Linked DNA regions of Homo sapiens: regions 2 and 3 are each linked to region 1. A link is an interaction called in ENCODE POLR2A ChIA-PET data of the cell type or tissue named here. Cell type or tissue: CD4-positive, alpha-beta T cell. All regions are shown on one strand.

Region 1 (4,000 bases):
GCAGCTCCTCCTGCTGAAGAGCTCTTCCCCCAACTCTCTGCCAGGCAAACCCTCCATTCTTTACGTCCAGCCTAAATGCCACCTCCTCAGAGAGCCCTCCCTGACTGCCCACCCCTTGCTGTGGGACATGTCTTTGTTTCAATTGCATTTGTTTTGTGTTTTGGCTCCTCTATCTCCCCTAGTATATGCTTCATGAAGGCAGCCATGAGGTCTCACTGTTGCTGTGAAACCTAAGGCACCTGGCACCTGACACATAGTAGGTGCTTAAGAAATTGACCAGGGGGCACAGCAGAGTGGGGTGCACAGCAGACATTCAACATAAGAAAACCTCTTTCCCCTTTCCACTATCCTAGGAGTGAGAATGCAGGGTAGTGTGTACTCTTTTCCAAGCAAAATTATCATCAAAAATTGCTAAAGGAAAAAAATAGGAGATTTGATGTTGCTGGGGGAAAGCATCAATTACATTTTCTCATGGGGTTTGCTGCCTTCTCCGTGTGTGTGACTGGCAGCTGTATTTTGCCCTGGTTTGCATCCACGCCTCTTGTGGTTAACAGCACGCACTCTGGAACCAGACTGCCTGGTTTCAATCCCACTCAACCACTTATTGGCTATTTTGGTCATCAGCCACCTTAAAATGTAGTGGCTTAAACAATAACTTCTATTTTCTCTGGAGGTTCTGTGGGTTGACTGGGCTCAGTTGGGTTCTCGCTTGGGGTCTGTCAGAAGGTGATAGTCAGACAGTGGTTGGGGCTGGAGTTACCTGACAGCTCAACTGAGCTGGTTCTGTGATGGCCCCTTTACTCACATCTCAGCTGGACCAGCCAAGGAGGCTGCCTGGGCCTCTTGGCCTCTCCTTGTGACTAGCTTGGGCTTCCCTCACAGAATGGCCGTCTCAGTCACAGTATGACAACTACTAAGAGTAGTTGGACTTTTTAGATGGCATTCGGCTTTCCACAGAATGAACACTTGTAGAGATTTAGGTGGAACCTGCAGGGCTTCTTATGACCTAGCCTTAGGAAATCATGAAGTATCACTTTTGCAGAATTCTACTGATCAAAAGTGAGTCAGAAGGTCAATCCAGACTCATGAAGAGAAGACTCCCAAGGCACGAATGCTGGGAGGCACAGGTCTTGGCGTGGTGGTGGGAGGAGGCAGTATCTTTGAAGACAAGCTACCATACTTGCTACATGATTGTCAGCAAATTTCTTAAGCTCTCTGTGCCTCAGTCTTCTCTTCTATAAAATGGGATAATTGCTCCTACCTCACAGAGCTTTTGTGAGGAGCAAATGAGTTAATAATATGTGGAAAGCACTTAACAATGCACTATGAGAGTATTAGCTATTATTATTATTACTCAAAAGAGTAAGGAGCAAATGTTTTTCTCTGATTAATCTCTGTATCCCAATGTCTGAGATATCCCGTGAAATGTTTTATATCATAAACATAAATATGAAATGCTCTATATGCAAAGTAAGTGAAGTGTCCTTCTCCCCATCAAATAAAATTTTTTGTTTTTCATCTAAAAGTCAAGGTTTCAAGTTTAGATAAAAACAGTCATTTCTCACAATCAATAATGCATTTGATGTATTAACAAAAACTCAAACTAGCTGCCGGGGCTGGCGAACGCTGTTGTGAGTCACAGTGGCGATATGCTCACATCAGGGCCGGAAGCAGTAACACTTGTGGTGTGGAATTTCCCGTGGCACCAGCGGAAAAGGAGTCTGGATGCGTTTGTCAAAACTTCCCCGAAACAAAAAGAAATCAGGATTTCCTGCTAGAGGCCCAAGTGGCTAGTGATGTCCAGGACCTCACAACCCAACCTCAGACTGGCCTTAGCCCTGGCTGGAAAACAGGATCTGCCAACAAATCATCAGGGCTGGGCCCCAGCCTCCAGGGATGGACACTTTTCTGTCACTGCCAAATCCAGACAAAGCTCAGAGTCAGGTCACTGAATGCAAACTCTAAATAAAAAAATGGCTTCATGATCCACGCCTGTGGCTGCATGTTCTATTCTACAGAATTCTCCACCACGTCCTCCCATACCTCCTACCCCTCAGTATTCCATGTGGCCTTCAGGACAAATTCGAGTCTCCTGCCACATGCGCCCACCTGCCATGGACCCATGTTCCAGCCACATGCACAGCTTCCGTTCCTCCAAGGGCCCTGAGCTCACATATCTCTCTCTGTTCTTTCATACACTCTTTCTGTTGTCTAGAAGAGATATCAACAGGAAGGGCAGCCACAGTTCTCTCTCCCTCGACTCGGTGCTAGGCAGAGGCTGTGGTAAGAGTGTCATGTCTTCGTCTCAGTTTGTCTGCACGCTGGCCTACAGCGCCCTGCCTTGGCTGGCTAGAGAGCTCACCCATCTCTCCAGCCAGGCTCTGATCAACAGCCTTTCAGAAGGATAGACACATAGAGCAATGGAAGGGAACTGAGGGTTCTTGGTCTTTTAGGAAAAAAGACTCATTTCTTTTTTGCATATGTGTGTGTTTTCCTCTCAAATCCTTCTTGTTACCAAAGCCTGAGAGGGGAAGTCATTCTTATCTGGACATCTCTAAGTGTTCTCTCTCCTTTCCCGAGCAAGCTTCAAAATCCGGTCTTTTGTCTTCAAAGTTCAAAAGTGGATGCATTTGTACTTCCCTGATTGTGGTCTGCTGGTGCCTTTTTCATTTTTTTCTGCACCCCTCTTAGTCACAGCTTGGATGTCCAGGCCCCATTTCCTAGCTCTGTCGATTCTTTTGAGATATGGGTTGAGTAAACCTTATCCGAAAAGGTTGGGACTGGAAGTGTTTTGGATTTCAGATTTTCTGATTGGGGAATATCTGCACATACATATATAATGAGAGATCTTGGGAAAGGGACCCAAGCCTAAACACTAAATTCATTTATGTTTCATAGACACCATACACAGATGGCCTAAAGGTAATTTTACAGAACATTTAAAATAATTTTGTGCATGAAACAAAGTTTGGATCGTGCCCCGTCACATGAGGTCAGGTGTAGAATTTTCCACTTGTGGCATCACGTCAAAAAGTTTTGGATTTTGGAGGATTTTGGATTTTGAATTTTCAGTTTCAAGATGTTCAACCTGTATTGTGTTTGAGCACCTTAGCTGTGTTGGCAGGCCCTTGAAACAGCCTGTTCCTGTTTATATCACTACCCAGGCGCCTTTTTGATTCTTGAGGGCTTTCCTTAACATCTCCTTAACATTGCCTAGGAGGACTTAAAGATGTTTGTATATAGACGTTAAAATGGTAATCAGTGATTCTGAAGTTTCTGTTATTGCCCGTCATGTTACCTGAAGTGCAGTTAGATCCTCCCGGCTTCATGTACTATTACTGTCCACTGCTTTTACCAGCAGGGCATTTTCTGTCCTTTTATTTTTCATTGTCTTCCCAGTTCTATTCATTGGTTTATAATGAATAGGCTGGGATTAAGAGGCGAGAGCTTAAACATCAGGAAAAGACACTCTCGAATTTTCATTTGACAGCTGTTGTTCCTGAGAGAATAAGTCGATCTGTTAGAAAATTTAGATAGAGCTTTTTCCTTCTAGAGTTATTTAAATTTTTAAAAGGGAGAAGCTGTACTATTTTTATTACCAAAATCAAGTCTATTGAAGGCTACGCAAAACCTCATATTCTCAAGAAACCATAGGAATAATCTGTGGTTAAAACAGCACCTTGAAAATGCCAAATGCTAAATAGATTGATAAGAATACCAGTTGCTACATTATAATTTTTCAAAGGATGTTATGATTGGAGTCAGAATCCGGAGGTTTGTACTAAGTAGCTGGGAACACACTTGTGTTCATGCTAACTCTAGAAATATATCCTAGATTATGTTTAGGTTCAGCATGGACTCAATAGTATTCTAGGAAACAGTATTTCAGCGGCCAGCATGATAAGAGGTCGAGTGGGAAGGAAAATGCTATGCGTGTGGATAAAGGTGCTCTTTCTTCTCATCGCAGAGTCAAACACCTGGCTGCTATCACCAAGGACAA
Region 2 (4,000 bases), 84 kb before region 1:
CCGCATCCTTCCCCTGAAGCCCACCTGCAGTGCTGCCCAGGGCTCGCCACCAGCTCTCAGCCTGCTCTTCGGACGGTGCTGCAAACAGGATCTCTGCCCCACTGGTCAGCCTGGCACCCACAGTCACAGGTCAAACTCCACTGTCCCTTTGGGGACCCCCACGCCTCCAGCCCCCGCTGAGCCAGGTGGCTGCTGGGGGTGATGCCGGAGTCCATGTCTCTCCGCTCACCTTAAGGAGAATGTGTGTTTCCTGCCGTGGCGGCCCCGCAGCCTCTCACACCGGGCTCCCGTGAGGTCAAGGAGGGCTATGGAAGCTACTTTCTGAGGAGAGATGAGAGGCAGGGGTCACTGCGGCCATCTCAGCTTTTCCCTGTGGGGTCCCTCTGTCCTGGGGCCCCTCTGCCTTGCTTCCCAGCACCCTGATGTCTGCATCTCCCCTACCCCGCCTGGTACCTCCGCTGCCATCCTCTCATCCAGGAACAGGCTCAGAGAGCTGCCCTGCAAGTTCCCGCGGCAGCTGTCCCAGGAGCTCGAGCTAGGCTGTGGAGAGGAGGCGGGAAGGTCGCATGAGCCACACGCAGGAAGCCAGAGCTAGGGCCTGTCCACGCCTCACCATGTGTGTGGAGCTTCCCAGGAAAAGCGGTGGATTGGACCAAAGTCCCAATGGGGAAAGGGAAGCCACAGAGGGGCTCTGACGGGAAACCAAGCAGAAGGGGAAGAGCAGGTGGGGAGGAGGAATCCCAGCACCTCCTGGTGGGGGTGGGTAGGTGGGGGCGGTGGCAGGAGCTGGGAAGGGTCCCAAGGAGCCAAACTGCCTGGACAGCATGGTGGGGGGTGGCATCTGCCCAAGTTCACAGTGCAAGGGTGCCAGGCCCAGATGGCTCTTCGAGCCACTCAAGTGCTGCTGCAAGTGGGGAGCTGCCTGGAGAAGGAATCTCCAGGCACTCACCTGCCTCCCGCCAGGCAGCAGGTGCTGCTTGAACTCCAAAGACCCCTCCATGGTGGGGGTACCCTTTGCATCCTGAAAATGCAAGATGGGGCCCAGAAATGTCAGGACCAGCACCCTCAGGAAGGTGGGCAAGGCACCCACTGCCCCCAGCTCTCTTTATTCCTCCCATCCAAGTACTAACCAGGCCTGACCCTGCTTAGCTTCTAAGATCAGATGAGATCGGGCATGTTCAGGGTGGTATGGCTGTAGACAGCCATCTTTATTCCTAATGACCTTCAGCTCCTGTGCCCGGGCTCCCAGCACTGGCTCCAGGGTGTGGGCCCTCACCCCCACAGCCCCAGCCCCACTGCATGCTTCAGGGAGACCACGGCGGGGGTGCCTGCAGCCCCATAGGGACACCTGCCTGGGGGTCCCTCGTCTCAGCCAGCTGTGCTCCTAGCCCCTGGTGTCCAGAGGGCCTCCACTGAAAGGATGTCAGCGAGCTGCCAGCTCTCCCGGGCTTCAGCTCCTGTGGCTGCAGCAGGAGCTCCTGTTCCATCTTGGGGAGTGGGCAAGGTGGGCAAGGTGAGCCAGGTCAGGGAGACCAGCCACACCTCAGGTTCCCGTCTACCTCCCCTCCCCCAGCCCTCCCGGTCAGAGGGGGCCTGCCTCCCCATCACTAGCTCTTTCAGCTTTGGCTCTGGAGGCTCACACCCAGTCCACAATGGTGCCTCTCCCACCACCGCAGCTGGCCAGGGAAAGGAGCAGGTAAGGCAGGGCCGGGTGAGGGCTCAGTGCCCTGGGAGACACTGACTTGCAGGCTGAGAGGGACTGTTCCCCCACCAGCCCTCAGCCCCTAGCCGAGGCAGTCGTCACCTCTGTCTTTTGCATTTGGGCAAACTTCTCTTCCTGGGCTGCCAGCAGCTTTTCTAAGTCCTGGTGTCTGTGCAGCAGCAACTCCACATCTGACACTGAGTGCTGGGGAGAAGCATGTTCAGGTGACGCCCAGCTTGGGGGGGGGGGCCCAGAGCCTGGTAGCCAGCTAAGGGGCAGGACCCCCACTCACCCCATAGTCGGGCTTCAGCAGGAGTCCCTCCCAGCAGGCCAGCCAGGCCTCAGCCTGCTCCAGCCTCTGCCGAAGCTTCTGCAGGCCCCAGCTCTCGGCACAGCGTTGCCAGCGCAGGGCCCAAGCCTCCTCCAGCTCCTGCAGCCGCCCTTCCAGCTCCTGCAGGCACTCTGTCACCTGGTGGGGAGGGGCTGCTATGGGTGACAGCTTGGGTAGGGCTCCCACCATGGGCAGGGCAGGGCTGGAGAGCCAAGTGTTAATGGAAGTGCAGAGGGAAGGCTGTGAGACCCGCACCTGCCCCTTCCCAGCCTCTCTCCCTGCCTGCGCCCAGCCTTCCTTTCCTGCTGGTTTCCATGCCTGTGAGGGGCCCTGAGGCCCTGGGCAATCAGGCTGTATCCCCAGCCCAACCCCAGGCCCACCCTCTGAGTTCACACCTCCGCAGACATGAAGTGGCTGTTGTCCACCAGCTGCTGTCCTTCCTGCCGCAGGTCCTGGGCTTGAAGGCGGCACTCCCTGATTTCTTGCCCCAGCTCTTCATGCTGCCCAAGGAGCTGCTCAGCCCCCGCCACGTCCTCAGCCAGCTCCTCGGAGGACGCCAGCTCCTGCCTCTCCTGTGCCCATGCTCTGTGGGGCAGGGAAGGGAGCTGTTGTCAGGGCTGGCTGGGGAGCAGGGGAGGGAGGGTCCAGCTCCCCCAAGAGCCAGGATACCCCCACCCCACAGGGTAGAGCTGAGCCGGCAGCTGAGGTAGGACACCTACAGCAGTTCCTGGCAGCGCCCGAGGAAGGCATGGCCCTGTGCAGCCTGCGCCAGCCACTGGCCTCGCTCCTGGGCCTTCGCCTGCAGGGTGGCCCAGGCCTCCTGCACCTTGGCCAGGCCCCCCGGAGCTGCAGGATGTAGCTGGCCCAGTCGGCAGGCCTCCGTCTGTAGCCGTGCCACCTCCTTCTCCATAGCTTCCAGCTCTCTCTGCAACCAGAGCATGAGATCAGGCCTCAGTCCCCCCACTGAGCCGATGCGTGCTCTGCATTCAGGAGCACCAGGCCTCTCTGAGGAACCACCTCCACTCTGCTGCACAAGCTGGGCCAAGTCCTAGGGCCCCTCGGGGAAGGATCTGGGTTTCTGGAGAAGAGGCTGAAGCAGGCTGGGGTGGGAGGGCTGAGATAGGTCCCCTCAGCCACCGCCTTCGGGCAGGGGCTCAGACAGGCAGGCTGCAGGGCGTGGGCCTCACCTCCAGGCGCCTGTGCTGTTGCTGCAGGGTCCGCACAGATGACAGGCTGTGGCCTCCGTCCTCCCCCTTCATCAGGGCCGTCTTCTCCTGCATCCTTCCCTGGAGCTCAGCTGCTGCCTGCTGAAAGCTGTGGACCTCATGGGCTGCAGCCAAGTTCTGGGAGAGGAGAAAGGACCTGCTCAGGGCTGTTCTCTGCTCCCAGGATTCCTTTCTCCCTGGAGACATGGCCTTCTGGGCCACCTCCTTTTGAACAAGGAGGATCATGGGGCTTGATGTGTCCCCAGGTACAGAAACCATCCTCCATGCTGCAGCCCTCAGTGAACGTGATGATATGGGTCTGCGGCAGGCCAGGGGGTGGGGAGGGTGGGGAGAGGAGAGGGCCTCGTGCATCTCAGGGAAAGGCAGACGCGAGGTGTTGGGTCCACGTGAGGGAGCAGGCCGGTTCTCGGGGATCTGGCTGACCCTGGCAGTACCACCTGCAGTGCCTCTCATGGGGCTGGGGGACCGGGTCAGCTCAGGAGGCAGCCCCAGCCCAGGACCTACAGAGATGGAATGTCCTGGGCTGCAGCCAATTCCTGGAAGAAAGCTGAGCAGGTGAGGGAAAAGGCACATTCACTTGAGGCCAGCAGGGTGTGTGTCTTGTTGGAACCAAAGCCTGTGGTAAGGAGGGCTTAGAGGGATTTTTTGAAGACTCTGACACCCCTTAGCTTGGCCCGGCCTGTGATCACCTACCTCTGTGCGGGCTTTTATTGCTTGGTCCAACCTCTCCCAAGCAGCCTC
Region 3 (4,000 bases), 140 kb before region 1:
ACTTACAACTCAGGTATTTATAACTTGAATTGAGTGGGATTGAGAAGTGGGGGAAGGGAAAAGGGGGAAGAAAGTAGCTGGTGGCAACAAAACATAGCAACAAAAACAGATCTTTTTCCTCACAGTTGCTGGGGTTTCTTTACCAGTATGAGGTCAGCCAAATCCTAGGGGACCCTGGCCTTTTGTGACTCTGGCCTCTTAGTTCTCTATCTCAAGGGAGCAGCCACTCCCGTGCCATTGCAGACTTCCTGTAGTGGTCCCTCACACTAAAAGGGAAAGCATTTCCTGCCAACTTCTGTTGTGGGTCCAAGCAGGAAGCCCTTCCTAACAGTGCCACTGTCTTGGCTCCACCTGGACTCGCTTCCATTGGCTAGTGCCTGTCCTCTAGCTCGTGAACTGATCAGATCCAGGGACTTGAGAGAGCAGAAAAGCTTCGAAGGCCCTGCCCAGTGTCTAGGATTGTATGTTTAGGGCTCTGGGACCGCTTGGGATCTTATGCTGTGCCACCTCTGTTGAGGATGGCTCTGGACTCTGGAGAGTTCTGTCCTTGCCTCCTTCATTTCTTTCAGCACTCACTATTAATCACCCCTCCCTTCTGGGAGCTCTCCACTTCACTGGCTTCCTGGTTCTCCTCCTCTCTTTCTCACTGCCTGTACCTCATCTTCTCCATGCTCTAAAAATAGGTGTTGTCTGAGGTTGGGAGTTTGAGACCAGCCTGACCAACATGGAGAAACCCCGTCTCTACTAAAAATATAAAATTAGCCAGGTGTGGTGGCGCATGCCTGTAATCCCAGCTACTTGGGAGGCTGAGGCAGTAGAATCACTTGAACCCGGGAGGTGGAGGTTGCTGTCAGCCGAGATCGTGCCATTGCAGTCTAGCCTGGGTAACAAGAGTAAAACTCCATCTCAAAAAAAAAAAAGACTGCAATCTGCAGGCTGGAAACTACTGTTCTATCTAGTATGAATGAGCAGTCCTGTCTCTTGCCTCTACGCCACCTGTTTTTTCCATCTACTTTAATGAGAGCCAGAAGAGCACTTAAACACGTGGCTTTATTCTTTCTTTCTCTCCTGGGAATAGGCTAGTATGAAGTTACCCCTTTATCTTATTAAAGTGAGAGATGATTTTGCTGGCCCTCTTTCTCTCTGGAGGATATGATAGTGCTCTGCCTAGTTCCTACTGGGAGTGGTGGGTATTCAAGCCCTCCCTCACATTATACTTGTAGTAATTCTGCCTCCAGTAGCCTTGCTTCAGGGGAAAGATGACACCTCTGTCAGGTTGGTATACGCTTTCTTCCATCTCAACACTGTCCACCTGCCAAAGCAAAAGCTGGGTCACAGTTTGGGTATTCTCCATGCTTCAAGGCTGCATTCTGGGTGTGGAGGAGCTCACTGTAGAGAACCAAGTGGGTCCTCTCTTCTTCCTTCTGAGTTTCCACTTGTGCATGAAGCAGTGTTCCTAGAGCTGTAGATGGATGGGTCAGGGTGCCAGCTGCCTGCAGCAGTTGTGTCCCAAGTCACTGCCCAGACACAGTTGCCTGGACTGGTGTGTCTCCTGGGCTGTATTTCATCGGCATTTGGGCCTTGAAGGTTTGGAGCTGAAGTTCCTGTCAGAACTTTGGGCTGAATCCCAGACTTTATGGACAGTAATTTTCTCGCAGGGCCTCTTTCCTAACTCACTTTCTTCAAGCGATCCTTGAGGCCAGAACTCTCACTTGTGGGCTTGCTTCCTCATGTGGAAAGATGCTGTAGTATTTAGAGGGGTGGGTCATTGGTTCTCAGAGTGTGGTCTGAGAAGCCTGGAGTCCCCAAAACCCCTTTAGGGGGTCCATGATGTCCTGTTTCCAACTACATATCCAAATGAGGCTAGGTTTTCTTCGCATACTTCCACTAGATAATGTCAGGACAGATTGAATGCAGATGCAGATATGAGAACCCAGCTCCCTTCTGTTAAGCCAGATATGAAAAAGGTTTGCAAAAATGTAAAACAGTGCCATTCTTCTCACTAATTATTTTTGTTTTGGAAAATAAAGTTATATTTAATAAGAACGCTAATATGTGGGCTGGGTGCAGTCGCTCACGCCTGTAATCCCAGCACTTTGGGAGGCCGAGATGGGTGGATCATGAGGTCAGGAGATCGAGACCATACTGGCTAACACGGTGAAACCCCGTCTCTACTAAAAATACAAAAAATTAGCCGGACGTGGTGGCATGTGCCTGTAGTACCAGCTACTCGGGAGGCTGAGGCAGGAGAATAGTGTGAGCTTGCAGTGAGGCAAGATTGTGCCACTGCACTCCAGTCTGGGTAACACAGTGAGACTCCGTCTCAAAAAAATAAATAAAAATAAAAAAAGAATGTTAATATGTAATGGGTTTATTGTTATTTCTAAATGATTTAGTAAATATTTTTAATGTTTCAGATTGTGATTTCAAATATAGTAAATATTGATAGACATAACCCGCATAAACAGAAGCTCTCTGTTGTCCTTGATAAGCTCTAAGACTGTGAAGAGTTCCCAAGACCAAAAGGTCTGAGAATCTCTGGGCTAGGTCCTGCTTGATAACAAACCACCTCAAAAATCCCCCTGGCTTAAGCAACAGTTTATTTCTTGCTCATGCTACATATTCAGTGAAGGTCAGCATGGGGACCCAGGTCAAGGGGCCCATCTCATCGCCTGCTGCCGTGCTTAGCAGTCAGAAAGAGGGGTACTCACGATGGTGGTTCTGTGACATGTCAAAGAATTATACAAATATGTAGCTGCATAAGGACAGACATGAGAAACTTAAATACAAACACAGATATTTGGCCGGGCGCGGTGGCTCACTCCTGTAATCAGCACTTTGGGAGGCCAAGGTGGGTGGATTGCTTGAGGTCAGGAGTTTAAGACCAGCCTGGGCAACATGGTGAAACCTCATCTCCCCACTAAAAATACAAAAATTAGCCAGACACGATGGTGGGTGCCTGTAATCCTAGCTACTCGGGAGGCTGAGGCAGCAGAATCGCTTGAACCCTGGAGGCAGAGATTGCAGTGAGCTGAGATCACCCCACTGCACTCCAGCCTGGGTGACAGAGCAAGACTTGTCTCAAAACAGCAACAACAACAAACCAGATGTTTGAGTTCTTCATACTCTTTCCCTCCACATTGCCAGATCAGTGAGTGTCAACCAAATGCCTTGAGGCTAGAGAGAGAAGTGGGGATGTGAGTTATAGAAGGATGTTGCTCATAAGGTCCTGAGCCCCACACCACATCTTCCACTATATTTTTTCTCTCTTTTTAATATTTGCTATGCAATATTTAAGACATACAATAAAGACGTGGAATAATAGGCAATGTGTGCCTACCATCAGCTTAAGAAACAAAATGTTACCTGTACCATTAAGTGCCCTTTCTGCTTGTCCTCGGTCGGTCATAGCCTTTCTGTCACAACCAGTTTTAGATACTTTGTGGAGAACAACTTTATTGGTCTGAAATACCCCAGTTTTCCTGGGCTTTCACTGTTTCTGAAGCCTCTGTAAGGCATTCATTTATTCCTTAAATATGTATCAAGTGCCCATTGTATGCCAGAGACTGTTTAAAGTGCTGGGAATACATCCATGGGGGACAGCAACCTAGGTCCTGTCCTCAAAGAGCTCACATTCTGATGGGACAGACAGGCAGTAGTAAGTACATGGACAGAGATGTAATCAATGTTGGGTTGTTACCTGCCTCTGAGCTATGAAGAAAAGTAAGGCTGGGTGGCCGGGCGTGATGGCTCATGCCTGTGATCCCAGCACTTTGGGAGGCCGAGGCGGGCAGATCACTTGAGGTCAGGGGTTCAAGACCAGCCTGGTCAATATGGTGAAACCCTGTCTCTACCAAAAATACAAAAATTAGCCGGGCATGATGGTGGGCACCTGTAATCTCAGCTGCCTGGGAGGCTGAGGCAGGATAATTGCTTTAACCTGGGAGGCAGAGGTTGCAGTGAGCCGAGATCATACCACTGCACTCCAGCCTGGGTGACA

The links. Peaks named below come from ENCODE experiments on the same cell type or tissue, not always from the same donor. Only the 100,000 strongest peaks of a DNase experiment are listed, where the experiment ranks them.
Region 2: POLR2A ChIA-PET joins it to region 1 with 5 read pairs; 4 of 35 experiments call an interaction of 5 or more read pairs at or near these places.
Region 3: POLR2A ChIA-PET joins it to region 1 with 5 read pairs; 2 of 35 experiments call an interaction of 5 or more read pairs at or near these places.

What each region holds. Positions count from the first base shown.
Region 1 is chr15:41,935,115-41,939,114 of GRCh38, forward strand. The region is part of intron 3 of EHD4 (EH domain containing 4); the gene reads right to left. Among named protein-coding and RNA genes, the nearest start is that of EHD4-AS1, 16 kb to the left of the region's middle. RefSeq lists an enhancer at 2,171-2,230. In CD4-positive, alpha-beta T cell, CTCF peaks have their summits at 2,338 and 2,540; DNase peaks (open chromatin) are centred at 547, 927, 1,677 and 2,287; H3K4me3 peaks cover 747 bases; H3K27ac peaks cover 4,000 bases.
Region 2 is chr15:41,850,830-41,854,829 of GRCh38, forward strand. SPTBN5 (spectrin beta, non-erythrocytic 5) reads right to left here. Exons shown (of 68, transcript NM_016642.4): 56 at 3,953-4,000; 57 at 3,221-3,376; 58 at 2,753-2,958; 59 at 2,429-2,618; 60 at 1,995-2,171; 61 at 1,805-1,906; 62 at 1,353-1,487; 63 at 950-1,021; 64 at 454-540; 65 at 230-321; 66 at 25-110. It also overlaps the pseudogene RNA5SP393. Among named protein-coding and RNA genes, the nearest start is that of MIR4310, 14 kb to the right of the region's middle. RefSeq lists enhancers at 1,844-2,453, 2,454-3,064. In CD4-positive, alpha-beta T cell, no CTCF peak of the experiment used is centred here; no DNase peak of the experiment used is centred here.
Region 3 is chr15:41,791,148-41,795,147 of GRCh38, forward strand. The region is part of intron 2 of MAPKBP1 (mitogen-activated protein kinase binding protein 1); the gene reads left to right. Among named protein-coding and RNA genes, the nearest start is that of MAPKBP1, 19 kb to the left of the region's middle. In CD4-positive, alpha-beta T cell, no CTCF peak of the experiment used is centred here; no DNase peak of the experiment used is centred here.